Regions from separate parts of the Homo sapiens genome. Here region 1 is linked to region 2. Evidence: chromatin loops called from intact Hi-C (ENCODE). Cell type or tissue: CD4-positive, alpha-beta T cell. All regions are shown on one strand. Each heading gives the region's core, and the rest is flanking DNA. Links, peaks and the distances in the headings are about the cores only.

The links. A loop is a pair of places that touch in the nucleus more often than their neighbours do. Peaks named below come from ENCODE experiments on the same cell type or tissue, not always from the same donor. Only the 100,000 strongest peaks of a DNase experiment are listed, where the experiment ranks them.
Region 1: a loop joins it to region 2, with 6 times the contacts of the local background. A loop is called at or near these places in 6 of 110 quality-filtered maps.

What each region holds. Positions count from the first base shown.
Region 1 is chr16:31,855,149-31,865,956 of GRCh38, reverse strand. It overlaps the pseudogene RBM22P13. Among named protein-coding and RNA genes, the nearest start is that of ZNF267, 13 kb to the left of the region's middle. RefSeq lists a silencer at 6,384-6,473. In CD4-positive, alpha-beta T cell, for the core only: a CTCF peak has its summit at 6,398 (motif pointing left); DNase peaks (open chromatin) are centred at 4,366 and 6,396; H3K27ac peaks cover 604 bases.
Region 2 is chr16:31,467,967-31,477,932 of GRCh38, reverse strand. TGFB1I1 (transforming growth factor beta 1 induced transcript 1) reads right to left here and starts at 5,781. Exons shown (of 11, transcript NM_001042454.3): 1 at 5,732-5,781; 2 at 4,377-4,492; 3 at 4,199-4,251; 4 at 3,956-4,098; 5 at 3,694-3,781; 6 at 3,478-3,583; 7 at 3,176-3,370; 8 at 1,748-1,921; 9 at 1,371-1,452; 10 at 923-1,071; 11 at 1-623. The coding sequence starts at 5,744. The coding sequence ends at 357. RefSeq lists a silencer at 807-896 and enhancers at 190-922, 923-1,654, 1,655-2,387, 4,902-5,442. In CD4-positive, alpha-beta T cell, for the core only: no CTCF peak of the experiment used is centred there; DNase peaks (open chromatin) are centred at 1,602, 1,792 and 4,922; H3K4me3 peaks cover 819 bases; H3K27me3 peaks cover 2,425 bases.

The DNA.
Region 1 (10,808 bases), core at 1,513-9,512, 390 kb before region 2:
GAGATTCTGATGGGGTGACCCAGCTTAGGGCCCAGGCATCAGCAGGCCTGAAGCCCCCAGGGGGCTCTGATGCACCACCAGGGCTGGGAAGCTGACCCCCAGAGGGTCCAATGCCCAGGGAACTTTTTCCCCTGAGATAATGAGGAGAGCTTCATGGACGACTTGGGGCCTGGGGCAGAGGACTAGTGTGTGACTGAGGAGCTCTTCTTAAGATAGACTCTGGAGGGGTGCATGGGTTCTATACTAATGTGTTTTTCAAATGTGTTTCAGGCTATTTCTCTTCTTGATGATATGTCAGGAAATGCTTGTGTTTAGCTTTCGAGCTTAGGGAAATTCATCAAACCTAATGAAAATTGTTTCCATAATTTTCATGTAAATAAAAATGATTTCTAATTTCATGATAGAATGCTCCAAGAAGTCTGTTTTCATCTGGCTGATAGAAGTAAAAAGACATTCTATTTTGTCTTTTTTTTTTTTTTTTTTTGGTGTATATGGAAGTAAAACTACTACTCAGATTTCTTTGGTCATACATGAGGAAAAGACAGGAAAGAAAAGATCTGGGCTGTGATGGGAAGTGGTTTCTACCTGTTTTTCTGAGGGTGTGGCTTCACAAGAGTTAAATCACACACACCACTACAACAATTAGTACCAGTGATCCTTTTTTAAGGTAATAAAATGGAAAATACCCCATGGACACAAACATGTTCAAAAGGTTTTTTTTCCCCTCAGGTCTATTTCCACAGTCATAAAAAGAGACAAAATGATTATATGATTGGACTGCTAACTCCATTGGACATTCTGTAACTCACTCAGCCACTCATCCCCCATAGAGGTGAGAGGAACAGGCAGTAGGTTTTATTAGTCATGTTACAGTCATAGTAAACAGATGTTTTAATGACAGCTTATTTGAGCTCCATTGATCCTTTGAATCCATATGAAAAAGCATGCCCATATGTGACCACATTCAGGTGCACTGGGAACCACAAAGAAAGAAAAAAATATTTCCTCCAATGTTCATTAATTGAGATTTTAAAGTGATGCTTCTTCCATAGAACCACAGGGTGGTGAAAATATGACAGGGGCTGCTGTGATTTCCAGAACAAGCTCCCATCCTCTGGGGGTCCTGAGATGGATTGATCCTGGAGTCCAACACAGGATCCAACACAATGGATTGATCCTAGAGTCCTCTCAAAAGGAAGGCAATGGTCCCATTGGATGGAACATGGGTGGCTGAAATCCTGGGGGGAGCAGCAGGACATGCCAGGGGCTGGTGGCCAGGCAATGCTCACCACAGCTGGAGGAGCACGTGGGGGTATGTTGCTGTGGTTGGCAGATACATCTGCTGCTGCTGCTGCAGGAGGAGGAAGAGTTCCTGTTCCTGGCAGTGCTGGAATAGGCGTTAGCTGGATCCCAACCTGTGGTTCTGTCCTTTTTCTTTCCCTCTGGCTGCTTGGGATCCTCTCCGTTTTCTACCGAGTCTGCAGCCCTTGACAATCAACTTATTAAAGGATTTCTCAGCAGCCACTTCTGCAGCCTGCCCTGTGGAAACCTGGATGGAAAGCACTCTACTGTCTGCACAACAGTGATCATTCAGATCGTCAAATAATTAGAAATGATTATTTAGATCTGTCTCAGTAATGGCATCACCGAGATCACCAACACAGAGTGTGGTGATAACCTTGTCCTCTGGTGGATCCAGACAAGGTATGGTGAAGCCTGCTTTAGAGGCTTATCTGCTCCGGGGTCATTGATTCCATAATATTGGATTCAGTCTTTAATATTCTTATCAGCAAGGGGATCGTCTGGATCTGTAGGCTTCTCATGTCTGTATGGACCCTCCTCTTCTCCCTCACATTCTCCTTTCACTCAGAAGGAGCAAATGTGCGTATTCCTTTGGTAGTAGCATGTGGTCTGCGCCAGTTTGAGCAGCGTGTCACTGGTATATGTGACTCTCTCCAGCAGGCCAACTTACCATGTTCCATCAGAGTCCACAATTGCTTGTCTATATTCTGCATGTAGTACTCTTCATTGATGTCTGACTCTGGCAAGTCATCTTTTAAAGACAATTCTGTATCATGAACCTGAATGGACAGGCCATAGTCTAGGACTAAGACATTCACTCTTCATTGTCCTGCAGGCCTGGCACACTTCAGTCTTCTTGAAATGCATGTGGATCCCAGGATACCAGCAAAACACTGTGAATAGCCTAGAATAGATTTTCAATTTTTTTCTCATACTTTTCTTTGGTTATTCATATTTGGGTTTTCCCTAAGACATGTCTGACACAGAATGGAGAAGTTTGCATCCTCCCAACTTTGCCTATTTTAGGATTGGAATCAGGAAATGTTGCCATCCTGAGAGGGTCTAGAGGCAGTGGTAGCTTTTTGAATGGAGACAGGACCACCACCATTGTGTCAGCCCAGCTTTTCCTTCTGCCCCTGGTTCTTGAGATCTTGAGATCATGAGAAATTTCCTTTGAAAGTATGTGATTCCTCTTTCTTGATTCAAGGTGAAACTCTCTTCCAAGGAATCCCCATTCTTGTAGGAAACTCTGGATTTCCTAGTCTCTCCAAGGACTGGCCTACAAGGGACAGAGAAAAGTGAATACACCTTGAAACTACTCAGAGTGTATATTTGAGTGACTTTCAGAGACCCTCCCTCTATGCCACCAAGGCCTAAGCATGACCTTGTTTCTGTTGGTGGGAGATGATAAAACCTTACTTGGCAAGTTTGAAAACGAGGATTGCTGGGCGAAGTAATGTCCAATCTTTAAACTCATGGACATATCAGGAAGCATCTGTGCATCTGGATATTTATGATGCTCAATAATGGATAAAGACACCTGAAAAGTGAGTGAACAAAAGAATTTTCAGGCTAAATATTCCTTCCCCTGAAGGGTTCTTCCTTTGTTTCAGGCATAGCGATCTGGCCTGAGAAGGGGCCTTGGGTCACCTTGTGGTCACCAGGACTTGCTTGCAAGAGCTCCATGTATAACAGGCCATAGACTCATCATCTGTGGAGCCACTCCTGTTGCCCAGAATAAGAATTCATGGCTGCCAAAAGTGCCTGTGGTTAGAGCAGAAAGATTGCGAGTTGGTGGGGGAAGAGAGCTAATCCAAAAATTAAAGAAAAGGGTATTCAAACATGAGATAATCTCTTTATCATGCCTTTCCTATAAGTTGATTAAATACGGGAAATCACAGTACTGAAAATAATAATCTAAAATTCTAACTACTAAACTTTGAGCTACGATATATGTGTCACTATAAAGTAATAGAGAATTTATCTCAGTCCAAAATTAATAACAAAGAATTTCAAAATCAGTTTTGAGCTTTGCCTTCTATGTATGTGAAAGAACAAGATCCAGACTCCCTCCAGCATCAAACAAGTAGAAAGCCAGATCCACTATGTGACCTAAATGTGTCCAGATGCTAGAAAGTATCTGATAGGGGCACAGGACAGTGGCCTGGAGGCTGAATCCAAGGGAGGGGACCCCCTGGCTGCCCCAACTCAGAGCCTGCAGAGAGCGTCCAGGAGGCAGTGCAGTGAGGCAGGATCCCGACAGAGCATGGAAATCCCTGAGTTTAGGAAACAGGATTGATGATATAAGGAGAAAGGTGGCTGGAAGGCACAGGGCTGAGTACCAGAGAGCAGGAGGGAGTGGCTGAACTGAGGTAAGACTGGAGAGTAGAAGATGGGGGGTCACTGAACCATTGGCAGATACAAGGGTAATCACCAATTAAACAAATTTGTCCCAGTGAAAGAGGAAAAAGGAACCCTGCCTTTTTCTTTCAGAGCATTTTTAAAAGAAAACTTGTCCCTATGAGTTTCTTCTCTGTCCCCTTGTGACGTATGGAAGTCTCCAAAAGTTAAGTAAGCCGCTTACCAACTTCCAACCAGGACTGTCTTTCTCAAGGGCCTGGGAGCCATCTCTCTAAAATGGAATCATTAAGGGAGCAAGTTCCCATGAGAGGGTAGGAGCCCAGCTTCCGCCAGTGCCTGGCTCTAACTTACTAACCTACTCCTGCCATAAACTATGAGACACTGGTCTTTTCTTGTCATAAATGTGATTAGTGAACACAGTGGGTACCCTTGAGGGACATGTAAAAACAGTGCTGTCAAGTCCCTTCCCTGAGGACTGGTTACTGTTTATCTCGGGAACACGCATGCACTGGTTGTAGCTGCCTGGCTATGCACAAGGGTGAGATTTCCTTCTTTCTTGCAATGTGCTAGGTTATTATCTGTTTTGTGCATCACAATGCCGTTTAATGATTCTTCAATGAAACTGTTTTCTTTCTCTTCTATCTTTCCGGAGAGATTTCCTGAGTTGGCAAGAGACTTTGTTGTTAATCATATTCCCCACCACAGGTAGTGACATCACTATGCTAGAGGGGAGCTGAAGACCTGAGTGGCAGCATCTCTCCCTGCTGCCTCAGCCAAGGCCCCAGTGCCCAGGAAGGGATGCCACCACCTGGAGTAGAGCCTCAGATGGGAACTAATATCAGTAACTTGATATTTCTGCTTGGATAATGGGCAAATTAGAGATAGCTCAGTTTAATCCATTCACAACCAAGCATTTCAGTTCTGGGGAAGACAGACTAGACATACATGTCTCTATTCTTCCCAATAAGTACAACTAAAATCCCTGGACATTATACATGAAACCAAATGGAGAAAGCTCTAAAAGGTGGAAGAAAGCAAGCATACTGTTCGTGAACCGAAGAAAGATGTGATAACAGAGTGGGGTGAAACACGGGTTTCTTTGCCCATATACTGTAGTCTTGGAGCTAAAGAAACTGGCAACTCAGATACACCAATAGGCAAAGGCAAAAAAATAAAACCAGAAAACTTTTATCCAGTGACTGCCCTACTACAGCCAAAACCACTGAAAAACCATGGCTGCCTGCCCACGTATGCCACCAAAAGCCAAATGAGAGGCTAGAGTTTCACCTATGCCAGGATGAAATGCAGACAGCACCATAGGCTTTCTTTCCCTTTTGTGTTTTATAAATTGTATTTGATGCTTTAAGGAAAAATGGTAAGATTTTCAACTATGATAATTTCTGTATATAACGTAATATCTTGATCACACACTAAAAATGCTATACTCAAAAATACTATAAATAAAACAGCCACTGCTCTCTGGACTCCTGGAATATATTTATGGGACTTTAGGCACCTCGCTGGAGTCCTGTGCTCAGAACACAGCCTGATGAGCCACAATGTCATATTTTAAGTATATATTGCATGCCTCATAGTGTATTTGCTGAGTTATGCAATTATAATCTCAGTCGAATTTATTTTTGTTCATCTCTAAAAAGACTTTGTGCTATTTGTAGTCACTCTTCATTTTCTTCCAGCCCTAGACACCATTAGTTTATATTCTGTCTCTAGAGATTTGCCTTTTCTGGACATGTCTTATGATTGGAATTCTACAGTATAAGGTCTCCGGCTTCTGCTTTCTTCTTAGCTTTTTGAAAAGTTTACTCCTCTTGTACCATGTGTCATTACGTGCCTCAGTTTTGATTGCTGAATATATTTCATTGTAAAAACATATATATGTATGGTTTTTATTTTACTTTAAGTTCTGGGATACATGTGCAGAGTGTGCAGGTTTGTTACATAGGCATACATGTGCCATGGTGGTTGGCTGCACCTATCCACCCGTCATCTAGGTTTTAAGCCCTGCATGCATTATGTATTTTGTAGGGTCCAGCCCTACAGGACCTGTGAGTTTTCTCTTTGTGTGTGGAGACAAGAGATCACAGAAATAAAGATATGAGACAAAGAAATAGAAGAAAAGACAGCTGGGCCCGGGGGAGCACTATCACCAAGACGCAGAGACCAGTAGTGGCCCCGAATGCCTGGCCGCGCTGCTATTTATTGTATACAAGGAAAGGGGGCAGGGTTAGAAGTGTGAGTCATCCCCTATGATAGGTAAGGTCATGCGAGTCATGTGTTCACCAGACAGGGGGCCCTTCCCTATTTGGTAGCCAAGGTGGAGAGAGAGAGGGGACAGCTTATGTCATTATTTCTTCTATGCATTTCTTGGAAAGACTTTAATATTTTCACTAATTCTGCTACTGCTATCTAAAAGGCAGAGCCGTGTGTACAGAGCGGAACATGAAAGTGGACCAGGAGCGTGACCGCTAAAGCACAGCATCACAGGGAGATGTTTAGGCCTTCGTATGGCTGCGGGAGGGCCTGACTGCTGTCAGGCCTTCCACAAGAGGTGGTATAGCAGAGTGTTCTCTAAATCCCCCAGGGAAAGGGAGACTCCCTTTCCCGGTCTGCTAAGTAAAGTTTGCCTGCCTTCCCAGGCACTGGCGCTACCGCTAGACCAAGGTCTGCTAAGTAACAGGTGCTTTCTCAGGTACTGGCGTTACCGCTAGACCAAGGAGCCCTCTAGTGGCCCTGTGCAGGCGTGACAGAGGGCTCACACTCGCCTTCTGGTCACTTCTTCTCATCATGTCCCTTCAGCTCCTGACTCTGTATGGACTGGTTTTTCTAAGTTATAATTGTAGGACAGAAGTTATTAATAAAAGAGTAATGCTACAAACTAATGATTAATAATATTCATATATAATCATGTCTATATTCTATTTCTAATATAACTATTCTTATTCTAATTATTTTCTTTATTATACTGGAACAACTTGTGCCTTCGGTCTCCTGCCTTGGCACCTGGGTGGCTTGCCTCCCACAGTATTTATTCTAACGCTTTCCCTATTCTTGCCCCCAACCCCCTGACAGGCCCTGGTGTGTGATGTTCCCCTCCCTGTGTCCATGAGTTCTCATTGCTCAATTCCCACTTATGAGTGAGAACATACGGTGTTTGGTTTTCTGTTCCTGTGTTAGTTTGCTGAGGATGATGGTTTCCAGCTTCATCTATGTCCCTGCAAAGGACATGAACTCATTCTTTTTTACGGCTATGTAGTGTTCCATGGTGTATTGTTTTTCCTTATTCTCACTGGTTGATATTTCGGTTGTTTACCCATTCAGCTATCATGAATAGTGCTGCAGGGAGCCTTTGTGTACACATAGGTTTTCCTATCTTTTAGTTATATAACTGATAGTGTCACATGAATAATTTGCAAATATTTTCTCCCATTCAACAAATTGTCTCATCACTGTTGATTGCTTCCTTTGCTGTGCAGAAGCTCTGTAGTTCAATATGGTCCCATTTTCTAGTATTTGTTTGTTGCTTGTGATTTTGTGGTCTTAGCCATAAAATATCTGGCTAGATCAATGTTCAGGAGGGTTTCTCTTATGTTTTATTCTAGTAGTGTTATAGTTATGGGTTTGTGTTTCAATCTTTTATTTTGAGATGATATATATATCATATATCATATATATTTTTTGAGTTGAGATATATATATATAAATATATATATTTGAAGCTAGACTTCTATCAGTATATATATATACTGATATATATATATATATATATATATATACTGATAGAAGTCTAGCTTCAAATGAATTGAATAGCTTATGCATATAGCTATCCAGTTTTTTCAATACCATTTATTGAAGAGGGTATCCTTCTCCCAACGTATGTTCTTAGTGCCATTGTTGAAAGTCAGTTACTTGTAAATATGTGGTTTTTTTCTGAATTCTCTATTCTGCTCTATTGGTCTCTGTGTCTATTTTTATACCAACACTATGCTTTTGGGGTTGCTCTGACCTTGTATGATATTTTGAAGTCAGGTGGTACAATGTCTTCAGCTTTGTTCTTTTGCTCAGGATTGCTTTGACTCCAGGCTCTTTGTTGGTTCCATACACATTTTAGACTTCTTTTGTGTGTGAAAAAGTTGGCATTTTGATAGTGATTGCATTGAATCTGTAGACTGCTTTGGTCATTTTAACAATATTAATTCTTCTGATCTATGGGCTAAACCACTAGCTAGACAAAAAAATTATGGGCATGGAATCTATGGGCATGCAATGTCCTTTCATTTTTTTATGTACTCTTCAGTATCTTACATCAGTGTTTTTTAGTTCTCCTTGTAGAAGTCTTTCACCACCACAGCTAAATTTATTACTAGGTATTTTAATATTTTGTAGCTATTGTAAATGAGATGGCTTCCTTGACTTCTGTTTCAGCCACTTACTTATTATGTAGAAATGCTCCTGATTTCTGTATGTTGATTTTGTGTCCTGCAACTTTGCTGATCATATTTATCAAATCTAATAGTTTTTTGGTGGCATCTTTATGTTCTTCTAAATATAAGATCATGTCATTTGCACAAAGCAACAATTAAACTTTCACTTTTCCTATTTAGATGCCTTTTATTTCTTTCTCTTGCCTGATTACTTCGGCTAGGACTTCCAGTACTTTGTTGAATAGAAATAGTGAAAATGAACATCGTTGTTTAGTTCTAGTCCCTAGCAGAAAAGATTTAAGCTTTTCCTTATTTAGTATAATGTTACCTGTGGATTTGTCATATATGGCCTTTATTAAGTTGAGGTATGTTCCTGTAGGCCTAGTTTGTTGAGCGTTTCTATCATGAAAAGATGTTAAATTTTGTCAAATGCTCTTTCTGCATCTATTGAGATGATTGTATGGTTTTTGTATTTCATTCTGTTAATGTGATGTATTGTGTTTATGGGTTTGTGTGTGGAAATCCATCCTTCCATCCCTGGGATAAATCCTACTTGATTGTGGCATGTTATCTTTTTGATGTGCTGTTGCATTCAGTTTGCTAGTATTTTGTTGAAGATTTTAACATCTTTATTCATCATATTAAACTGTAGCTTTCTGTTTTCATTGTATCCTTGTATTGTTTTCATATCAGGGTAATGCTTGCTTCATAGAATGAGTTACAAAGAATTCCCCCCCCTTCTATTTTTTGAATACTTTGAGAAAAATTGATATTAGTTCTTCTTTATAAGTTTGGTAGAATTCAGCTGTCAAGTTATCAAGCCCCAAGCTTTTATTTGCAGAGAGACATTTTATTACTGTATCAATCTCATTTCTCATTATTGGTTTGTTTGGGTCTTCTATTTCTCCCTGATTCAATAGTGATAGTTTGTATGTGTCCAGGAATTTAGATATTTTCTCTAATTTTTCCAGTTTGTTATCATGCAATTGTTCTTAGGAGTCTCTGATTATCTTTCATACTTCTTTCTGCAGTATCAGTTGAAATGTCTGCTTTTTCATTTCTGACATTGTTTATTTGGGTCTTTTCTCTATTTTTTGTCTAGCTAGTGGTTTATGAATGTTGTTTCATGTTTTCAAAAAAAGTTTTATTTCATTGGCCCTTTGTATTTTTTTAAGTTTCTAGTTTGCTTACTTCTCCGATTTTTATTATTTCTTTGTTTGTTTGTTTGTTTTGTTTTGTTTTAAGACGGAGTCTTACTCTGTTGCCCAGGTTGGACTGCAGTGGTGCCATCTCGGCTCACTGCAGCCTCTGCCTCCTGGGTTCAAGCAATTCTCCTGCCTCAGCCCCCTGAGTAGTTGGGATTACAGGTGTACTCCACCACACCTGGCTAATTTTTGTATTTTTTAGTAGAGAAGAGGTTTCACCACGTTGGCCAGGCTGGTCTCAAACTCGTGACCTCAGGTGATCCAGCTGTCTCAGTCTCCCAAAGTGCTGGACTACAGGCATGAGCCACTGCACCTTGACTGATTTTTATTATTCCTTATGCTTATGTTGAGCTTAGTTTGTTCTTGCTTTTTTGGTTTCTTGAGGTGTATCATTAGGTTGTTTACTGTAAATATTTCTACTTTTTTGATGTAGGTATTTACTGCTGTAAACTTCCCTCAACACTGCTTTTGCTGCATTTCATAGTTTCCAAAATATTGTGTTTTCATCTTCATTTTTTAAATATTTGTTTGGATTTCTGTATTAACCCAATGGTTGTTCTGGAGCATGTCATTTAATTTTCATGTATTTGTACAGTTTTCAAAGTTCCTTTTGCTACTGATTTTTGGCTTTATTTCACTGTAGTATGAGAAAATACTTGATATGATTTCAATTTTTAAACATTTGTTAAGACTCGTTTTCTGGCCTAACAGAGGGTCTATCCTGAAGACTGTTCCATGTGCTTCTGAGAAGAATGTATGTTTTGCAGTCATTGGATCAAGTGTTCTGCAGATGTCTGTTAGGTTCCTTTGGTCTAAAGCAACGGTGCCTAACCTTTTTGGCACCAGGAACTGGTTTCGTGGAAGACAATTTTTCCTAGGACTAGGGGAGGGGGATGATTTCAGGATAATTTAAGTGCATTACATTTATCATTAGATTCTCATAAGGAGCATACAGCCTGGATCACTGGCATGTGCAGTTCACAATAGGGTTTGAGCTCCTATGACAATCTAATGCTGCTGCTGATCTGACAGGAGGTAGAGCTCAGCTTCACTGGCTCACCTGCCACTCACCTCCTGCTGAGCTTCCTGGTTCCTAACAAGCCAGGGGTGGGTATTGGTCTGTGACCCGACGGTTGGGGACCCCTGGTCTAAAGTACAGTTTAAATCTGATGTTTCATTATTGATTTTCTGTCTAGGTAATCTTCCAGGGCTTGTCTAGTGGTGATGAATTTCTTCAGTTTTTGCTTGTCTGGGAACGTCTTTATTTCTCCTTCATTATGAGGTATAACCTTGCTTAGGCTGTGTTTGCTAGTTGAGGCTGTGGTGAGGTTTTGGTAGGAATGGAACACCAGATAGGCCAGTCCTTCAGCCCCCATGGTGACAGTGGCAGCAGTAAAGGGTTGAGGGTGTCTGTCCTTGGGCTGCTGGGTAGTGTATGTGGGCACTGGTGTTAGTGTGCCTAAGCCTGTTGATTCTCAGGCCTTCAGGAGGCTTGCTCT
Region 2 (9,966 bases), core at 1,380-9,379:
GTAGAAAAAGTGCACAGAACAGTGAGGGTGCAGGGAGCAAGGACGTCCTGGCCTGGCCTCCGATTCGCTGGAATTGCAAGGACCCTCCCCCAGTAAGGGGGCTCCCTCAAGGGTGGGAATAGAGTGGAGGCCCGCACGGGAGTTCTTGTCTGTGTGCAATCCACTTTGTGGGCGTGTGGGTTTAGGTCTGGCTGGGCCGTTTCTGAACTTGACCCCTGAGGACTCATAGTACCTTAGGGGCGGGGCTCTCCAGTGGGTGGGGCCTCCCGCTCTGAGAGCAAGGCCTCGGGGTCTGGAGGACCCGGCTTTTCCGGGAGGGCGCGGCCTCCGGGGGAGAGGGCGAGCCGAGCGGGCTGTCAGCCGAAGAGCTTCAGGAAGCAGGGCTGGCAGTAGGGCTTGCCGGCGCGCTCCTGGAAGGACCCCTTGGTGAGCGGGCGCAGGCAGAAGGTGCATGTGAAGTGGTCCGGGTGGAAGCGGCGACCCAGGGCCGACACGCAGCGGCCGGTCACAGGGAGGCCACACGTGGCGCACAGCGAGCCGCGTCGTGCGTGGAAGTGGTTCTCGCACAACGGGCGGCCCTCGTGCTCGAAAAAGCTGCCTCCCGAGAAGGGCGCGAAGCATTCCTGGGGAAGGGAAGCCGCGAAAGAGGACAGACAGGTCAGCGGCCACTGCCAGACAACGCGCGTTACTAGCGGATAACGCCCTGGGACCCCGCAGCCCGCCCTAGACGCGAAGAATCCCGTCCGGTGGGACCCTGCCCGGAAAACTCGCCCCACCCGAGGTTCCTAGCAGCACCTCCCGTGACCCGCCCCCCCGAGGGCCCGCCCCCTGCCCTGCACCCTTGACCCGCCCCTCCAAGGCCCCGCCCCACAGCCCTGTACCCTTGACCCGCCCCTCCAACGCCCCGCCCCGCAGCTCGCACCCTGCAGACGAAACAGTCCGGGTGCCAGAGCGCGCTGAGCGCCGAGATGTAGTTATCCAGGATGGGGCCCTGGCAGCCCTGGCAGCGCGGGGCGAACAGCTGCAGGAAGTCCCGGCGGCAGTAGGGGCGGCCCTCGCGCTCGTGGAAACCTAGGAGAGGGAACCGAGTGGGCTGAAAGCAAAGGGTGCGGGCGGGACGGGGGACCCACAAGACCTGAGATCTGGGGCCGAAGGAGGGGCAGTCCGAGGGAGCCTTGGGGAAGGAGGAGCCGGGTCTATGGCGGGACAGAGCGGGGAGGGCTCGGGTCCGGAGTCTGTGTAGGAGAGGGCAGGGCCAGAAGAGAGCAGAAGGAAAACCATGGCCCTGAGGACTCCGGAGGTCGGAGGGGCTGGGGCGAGACGTCGAGGGGACCCGCAGCTTTTAAGATGGGAGTCGAGTTCACTCTCACCCTCATCTCCGAAGGGCTCCCCGCAACTGACGCAGCAGAAATGCTCTGGGTGCCAGTGAGTGCCCAAGGCGGTCACCATCTTCTGCAGGGAGGGAGAGGGCACTCAGCGCGGCCTCCGTGCCTTCGCGCCTTCCTCTCCCGCGCGGAACCCGGGTGACTGGACTAAGGCATGCGTGGGGGGAGGGGGAGAAGATCTAACTAGGAACGTGGGGGTCAGAAAGGAAGAGTGGAGTCCAAGGGGCCGTGGACATTGCCAAGGGGAAGGGGTAGGGGTGGAGTGGGGTATCGCGGGTGGGGCGGGACCCATGCGGTGGAGGCCCGTCCCACAGCTCTCCTGGTGAGATAGGGCGGGCTCGGTGCGGCCGGGCGGGGCTCACGTGTCGGATGGGCTGGTTGCAGAAGCCACATCTTGGCGAGAAGCGCTCAAAGTAGCACTCGGGGCAGAAGGGGGCTCCATCCTTCTCGAAGAAGCTGCTGCCTCCCAGGGCGGTGGAACAGCCTCCGCAAACGAAGTGCTCGGGGTGCCAGGCGCGGCCCAGAGCCGTCACCACCTGCGAGTGGGAGGTGAGGCGGGTCAGAGCGGCTCTGACAACCACATGCCCAGTGAGGCAAGATTTACGCGGCGTTTTTCGAGTCCTCTCTGAGCGATCAGAATAAAGAATCCAGTGTTCGAGATCACGCAGCCTGTAAGCGATGGAGATCTAGCTCCCGTGTTCCGTCTTCCAGCTGCGCTCCAGGATTGACCTATACATGAGGCACAGCAGGCACAGCGCCTGGAGCCCACAATACATTTAGGGGCCCATAAAAACGTTTTAATTTTTTTAAAATCAAAATACGATCAGGCTGGGTGGCTCGTGCCTCTAATCCTAGCATTTGGGAGGCTGAGGTGGGAGGATTACTTGAGTCCAGGAGTTTGAGACCAGCCTGGGCAACATGGCGAAGCCCCATCTCTACAATAAATAAATAAAATTAGCTGGGCGAGGTGGCGGGCGCCTTTAGTCCCAGCTACTCGGGAGGCTGAGCTGGGAGGATCACTTGAGCCCAGAAGGTCGAGGCTGCAGTGAGCCACAATCGCACCACTGCACTCCAGCTTGGGTCACAAGAGTGAGAATTTGCCTCAAAATAAATAAGAGGGAGGAAGTGAAAAATCCGTTTTTAAAAATTCAGAATAAAAAAATGAACTAGAAGAAAATGCTGTAATACACAATAATAACATACCCATCTTTACACCAACACAGACATAAAAATCTATTTATTTTAATGGACGAAGGGACTCATGAAGATGAAAGTGCCTATGATCCACAAAAGTCACAATGCCACCCTCCTTTGCTGAGATGGGCAATTCTGGGCTGGGAGTCAGGTACTTGATCTAGCAGGGGGCACTAGGTTAACCCCTAGGCACAGCTGTTGTCAATCACATCTGCTCAGTCAATAAAACAAGGACCAGTGAACCCAGTCCAGACTCTGACGGAGGAAGAGAGAGCCTTTGTAGATGCCTGAGAGATATTGGGTGGAGCCACAGAGTGTTTTGTGAAGATCAGATGAGATGAGGGTTTGTAAAGGAGCTGGCACAGTGCCTGGCACACAGTAGGACCACAATAAATGGTAACATGGTTGGAATTTTCACCCTACCACTAACCTGCTGTGTGGTTCAGAGCTTCAGTTTCCTCATCCATAAAACATAAGTAATAATGATACCCACTTCCCAGATTAACTTACTAAAAGGGAACAGCATAAAGCCCAGCTCTCACTAAAGATGGGTCTGTGACAGGTCTCTGCCTCCCTTCTCACAAGGCTCCACTTACTTGCCCAGCAATAGGTTTATTGCAGGAGCCACAGAGGCCTTTGGCCTGGGTGGGAACACCCCGGCGGCTGAGGTCGGACTGCAGCAGCCCCAGCATGGTGTCTAGGCTGCCCTTGCCAGTCGGCTCTGGTGGGGATGGGGAGCCCTCATTTGTGGAGCTCACCACCGGTGGCTGAGTTGGCCCAGAGGCTGGAAGCTGCAGCGGGGAGGACATGAGAATTGAGTCAGCAAAGCAGCAGATGTGGAATTGTCTAGAAGGGGTTGGGGAGCCACAAATGGACACTGGCCCACTGCCCAACTCACATGGTTTTGAACGCGGAAGTCAGAGAGTGAGGCCATCAGTCTATCCAGCTCCAGAGTGGCTGAGGTGGCAGAAGCCTTTGGGAGGCCAGGAGACGGGCTGGAAGGGCTGTGAAGAACATGCTTGTGTCATCTCAGAGCCTCCCAGAGCAACGCTCCCTCTAGTGACTCAGATATCCAGGACTCATCTCTCAGCCCTGACAACGACGCCAAACTCACAGGCTGGGTCTTTTCTTATCTTCAGACTGGTCCTCCTTCTGCTCTCCTGAAGCCACCTTGCTAGATGGGAACTGAGACATGATTTCATCTGGAGAGAGGAGAGGAGGACGCTACATATAGGGCCATGCTCAACGCACCCTCACACTTGAGGCTTTAGGTCCCTTTAACTGCTACTCTGGGAAGTGTATTCCTCTTAGTCTCTGCCCCACCCTTCCCTCCCCTGCCCCTATCGCATCAAGGCCTCTCTCAGTCACCCTGGTACCTGTGATGTTGAACTGAGTGGCATTAAGTTCCTGAAGCAACCGATCTAGCTCACAGAGCCCGGTACCCAAGACACCGCTGGAAGAGGAGAATGGAGGGGCCGCCGGGGCTGCAGGCTTTGGGGACCGAGGCTTGCATACCGTGCTGGGAAGCAGAGTGGGAGCCTGGGTTCAGGGGTGGGGAATCCAAGCCTCCTCACCTGAGACTCAGTTGGCCCCCATGCCCTGGTTTCCAGGCCCCTCACCTGTACAGGTGGTCCTTGTCCCCCGAGGCTCCTGAAGACTCCCCAGACCCTGTCTACAGAGCGGAGACGCACAGGTGGGATGACAGGCCTGCACTCTGCCCCACTGAGGCTGAGATCCCCATAGACCAGGCCGAGCCTGGCCCTAGTGGCTGCCCCAGTCCCCAACATCCGATCTCACCTGTGGCTGGTGGCCATAGGATGGGGGAGGGGTGAGAGGCTCCGCAGGGCGCTCTTTGGGAGCCCCTGACCTTGGCATGTGCGAGGTGGTAGTCTCCAGGTCAGAGAGCAGGGCATCTGCAGGAAGAGGCCATCAGGGAGAGAGACAAGGGTCACGGTTAGATCAGAAGATAAGGTTCCCAGTGGGCAGTACTGGAGAAGGACAGAAGCCAGTATTAAGAGAAGAGGTCACAGGGCCAGAGCCAGGCAGAGCACTGCTCGAAGGGTAGCAAGGAATATTTATGACCAGAATATCCCAGTTGCTCACGCTTGGAGCCAAGCACAAACCCAGCCTCCTGATTATTTTATTCTCCCCATCTTCTCTGATGCAGTCAAAATGGGCTCTTCACCCAAGCCAAATTTGGCTCCCCTCCAAATTGCTCCATTGGCCCAGTGCCTGGCCCTCAGCTTTCTGATTGGACGCTCTCTCTTCCATGCTGGTTAACTCCTCCCTCTACCTACACAGGCCCCGCCCAGCCTGGCCACTCCCAGGCCCCTGAGTCCCGCCCTGGGCTCCTCACTGGCGCTTCGCTGGGACCTGCCTTCTGATTGGCTGTTTATCTGCGGTACAGCGTCAGTTACCCCTACCGAGCAGCGCCCTCTACCGCCAGGGGCCGGAAGCCCCTCTCTCCCGTGGAGCGCACAGCCTTCCAGCCCCAGGCTTCGCAGGGAGGACGAGATACCTGGGTCCCCCTTCCGGACAAGACACCTCTCTCCATCCCTGCATCCCCAGATCCGGGTCTTTTGAGCCCTTTCACTTCCAGAACCCAGAAGTCCTGCCCTCAGTCTTCGTCTCTGAGCACCCGCGTGAAACCCTGAAGCCTTCGCGGGCGCCTAGGCACTCCTGAGTTACTATTCTCTTCCTTGCCTCAAGGACCTGACCCTCACTGTGCTCAGGAGCCCTTAACTCCTCCTCTCCCAAAACTCTGGTGCAGGCAGGCCCGCTTTTTTTCTCCAAAACTTGATGCCAGACTTTCCCGTGCCCTCTACTTTCCCGGTCCCCGGGCCGAGGCCCCTTTAACCCCTCCCTCCCCAGAGCCCCGCGCCCGGGCGCCCGCGGGCGCCGCACCTCCCGTTCCATCTGCCGCAGCCTGGGATGGAGGAGCACAGCGAGGGAAGAAGGGAGGGAGCGGCCGGCCCAGGAAAGGCAGGAAGGGAGAGGCAGGAAGGGGGACGTGGAGTTGGAAAGGAGGCGCGGGCAGAGGCGAAAAGCAGAAGTAAGAAGACAGGGATGGGGAGATGCGGGAGAGCGACGGCGGGGAGGCAGCTCTGGGCAGCGGTGAGGGGCCACGGACCCGGGGATCCGGCCCCACTCACCCAGGTCCTCCATGGCGGGGCGCGGGCCGGTGGCGCGGGGCGAACAGGGCGGGGGCCGTGTCCGGTGGGGGCGGGGGGCGGGGGACGTCCGGGAGCTGGAAGCCCGGCCGTGACCATGTAAGGAAGCCGGGACCCGCTGAGATGGGGATGGGGGGGCGATGAACGGGGGAACCCGAGGTGGGGGCGTGGAAAGGAGGGAGCGCCCCGGCCCACCCGAGCCCAGCCCGCCGGCCTGCCGCGGAGGCGGCCACACCCCAGCCTTGGCCTCAGCTGCAGGGAGCCCCAGGAGGCCAGAGCCAGAGAGAAGTGGCTTCTCCAGACCAAGCCCCAGAGCCGCTCCCTAGGGAGACTTACAGACACGGACTGAGGCCCCCAAACAGACACCGCTCAAAGCTAGCGCCTGAGTCCTAGACAAGAGCCTCCCTCCCACCCATGCCATTCCTGGGAGACTTGTCCCAGACGGAATTTTTGGATTGGTAGCAGGAGTGATATTCTAAGGCTCAATTAGACCTCAGGTTCGGAGACCCTCCCATCGGAGACCCTGACAGATAAATAGAGGCCCCAAGAGGCATACATACCAGACACAAAGAAATCTGAGGGACGGGGACAGACACAGTGAACCCACCCACAGACTCTACACTAGGACCTTCCCTCCAAGACTTGGTCATGGACACACGTAAACTCGAACCCGGGCGCAAGCCCCTTGCAAATTCGGGGAAAACACTCCCAGGCAACCAACCCCCAGCCAGCCTGCAAGACAAAGCCCTTCCTCAGCACTGAGGTGGCCCAGGCCTGCTCTGAAACAGCCCTTTCCCAAGTTACTGATGAACTCAGAGCAGAAAGCAAGACACAGTCTCCAGCCACAAAGTGGCAAGGCCTTCCCTGGACTGAGACCCTGAGAAACGAGGTGGAAACGAGAGGCCATAGAGGTAGTTATGGACAGACAACTGTGCTGCAGCCACTCTTCTGGACAGATCTGAGCACTGGAATGTGAGTATCAACCCAGCAGCAAATCGGAACAACCTGGGGAGCTTTTTAAAAATGCGAGACAGGCATGGTGGCTCACACCTATAATCCTAGCACTTTGGGAGGTCAAGGCGGGCAGGTCACTTGAGGTCAGGAGTTCGAGACCAGCCTGGCCAACATGACAAAACCCCATCTCTACTAAAAACACAAAATTAGCTGTGCGTGGTGGTGGGAGCCTGTAATTCCAGCTACTTGGGAGGCTGAGACAGGAGAATTGCTTGAAACCTGGAGGCAGAGGCTGCAGTGAGCTGAGATTGTGCCACTGAACTCCTGAGCAACAGAGGAGACCCTGTGTCAAGAATAAAAAAGAAAAAGAAGAAAAAATGGGCAAACGACCTGAATAGACAGTTCAAAGAAGTTATATAAATAGCCAATGATTACATGAAAAGATCCTCAACATCATTAGTCCCCAGAGAAATGCAAATCAAAACTACAATGAGATGCCACATCATACCTATTAGGATGGCAATAACAAAAAAGACAGGTAATTAGGCAAGGAGCAGTGGCTCACACCTGTAATCCTAACACTTTGGAAGGCCGAGGTGGGTGGATCCCCTGAGGTCAGGAGTTCGAGACCAGCCTGGCTAACATGGTGAAAACAGTCTCTACTAAAAACACACAAAAAAATTAGCCAGACATGGTGGTGGGCACCTGTAGTCCCAGCTACTTGGGAGGCTGAGGCGGAAGAATCCCTTGAACCTGGCAGGTGGAGGCTGCAGTGAGCTGAGATCGTGCCACTGCACTCCAGCCTGAGCAACAGAGCGAGACTCCATCTCAAATAATAATGATAATATTTTAAAGGCCAGGCTCAGTGGTTCACGCCTGTAATCCCAACACTCTGGGAGGCCGAGGCGGGCGGATCACCTGAGGTCTGGAGTTGGAGACCAGCCTGGTTAACTTGGCAAAACCCCGTCTCTACTAAAAATACAAAAATTAGCTGGGTGTGGTGGCAGGCACCTGTAATCCCAGCTACTCGGGAGGCTGAGGCAGGAGAATCACTTGAACTCGGGAGGCAGAGGTTGCAGTGAGCAGAGATTGTGCCACTGCACTCCAGCCTGGTGACAGAGTGAGATTCCGACTCAAAAAAAAAAAAAAAAAAAGCTGAAAAGAAAGAGGTAATTAGCAAGTTTTTGTGAGGATATGGAGAGATTGGAACCCTCACACATGGCTGGTTGGAATGTAAAATCGTTCACTAACTTTGGAAAATGGTCTGGCAGTTCCTCACATGTTTAAACATAGAGTTATATGATCCAGCAATTTCCCTTCTAGATATGTAACCAAGAGAAATAAAAGCATATTCCACAAAAAAACTTGTACATGAGTATTCATAGCAGCATTATTCATAATAGCCCGAGTGGAAACAACCCAAATGTCCGTCAACTGATGATTGAAGAAATGAAAGTGGCATATCCATGTCTTAGTCTGTTTTGTGCTGCATCGTAGAATGCCTAAGGCTGGATAATTTATAAAGAATAGAAATATCTTTCTTTCAGTTCTAGAGGTTGGGAAGTCGAAGGTCAAGGGCCCTGCATCTGGTGAGGGCCTTCTTTCTGCCTCATCCCACAGCAGAAAGCAGAAGGGCAAGACAGTGCAAGAGAGGGGGTGGGGTGGGGGCAGAACCCATCCATTTATCTATCAGCTGTCCACTCCCTTGATAACTAACCTACTCATGCAATAATGCCATTAATCCATTCATGAGGGAAGAGCCCACATAACCTAATCACTTCTTAAAGTTCCCACCTCTCAACAGTTGAATTGGGGGTTAAGTTTCCAACACATGAACTCTGGGGTACATGTTCAAACCACAGCAATCCATAAAGTGAAACTGTATTATTCCTAATAAAAAGAAATGAGATGCTACAGTGTGGATGAACCTTGATAACATTAAGCTATATGAAAGAGGCCAGATATGAAAGATCACACATTGTATGATTCCATTTATATGACATGTCCAGAATAGGTCATCTGTAGAGATACGATGTAGATTAGTGATTGCCTAGGGTTGGGGGAAAGGGAGTGTTATGGACTGAATGTTTGTGTCTCCCCCACATTTATACATCACAGTTCAACCCTCAGTGTGACTATATTTGAAGATAGGGCCTGACTGGGCGCGGTGGCTCACGCCTGTAATCCCAGCACTTTGGGAGGCCAAGGCAGACAGATCACCTGAGGTCAGGAGTTCGAGACCAGGCTGGCCAACATGGTGAAACCCCATTTCTACTAAAAATACAAAAAAAGTTAGCCGGGCATGGTGGCACCTGTAATCCCAGCTACTTGGGAGGCTGAGGCATGAGAATTGCTTGAACCAGAGAGGCGGAGGCTGCAATGAGTCAATATTGTACCACCACACTCCAGCCTGGGTGACAGAACAAGATTCCAAAAAATAAAATAAAATAAAATAAAATACCGATGCCCAGTCCAATGTGAGCAAAAAGACCCCAGGCATCAATAGTTTTTCAAAGCTCACTGCTTGGTTCTAATGCATAGCCTGAAAACCAGAGACCTGGACCAACACTCACAGAGGCTCAGAGACAGCAAGTGCCAACCTCAGCTGCCCAGAAGCAAACCTTGGCAGGCCCAGTGCAGCTCTCCCCAAAATCAGGCTGCCACTGAGGAGTCAAAAATCTGCAAGCCAATTATTAAACAGTAAAAGAGCAACAGATGTTGGCATGAATGTGGAGAAAGAGGAATACTTATACACTGTTGGTGGGAATGTAAATTAGCTCAACCTCTCTGGAAAACAGCATAGAGATTTCTCAAAGACCTACAACTAGAACTATCATTTGACTCAGAAATCCCACTAACGAGCATCTACCCACAGGAAAAGAAATCATGTAAAAGACAGCTGGACTCATTGTGTTTATTGCAGTACTATTCACAATAGCAAAGTCATGGACCCAACCTAAGTATCCATCAATGGGTGACTGAATAAAGAAAATGTTGGCTGGCACAGTGGCTCGTGCCTATAAATCCCAGCATTTTAGGAGTCTGAGGCAGGAGAACTGCTTGAACTTAGGATTTTGAGACCAGCCTGGGCAACATAGCAAGACCCTGTCTCTTAAAAAAAAAAAAGGAAAATGTGGTACATATACACCATGGAATAGTACACAGCCTTAAAAAATGAAATAACGTCCTTTGCAGGAACATGAATGGAGCTGGAGGCCATTATCCTAAGTAAACTAACTCAGACACAGAAAACCAAATACTGC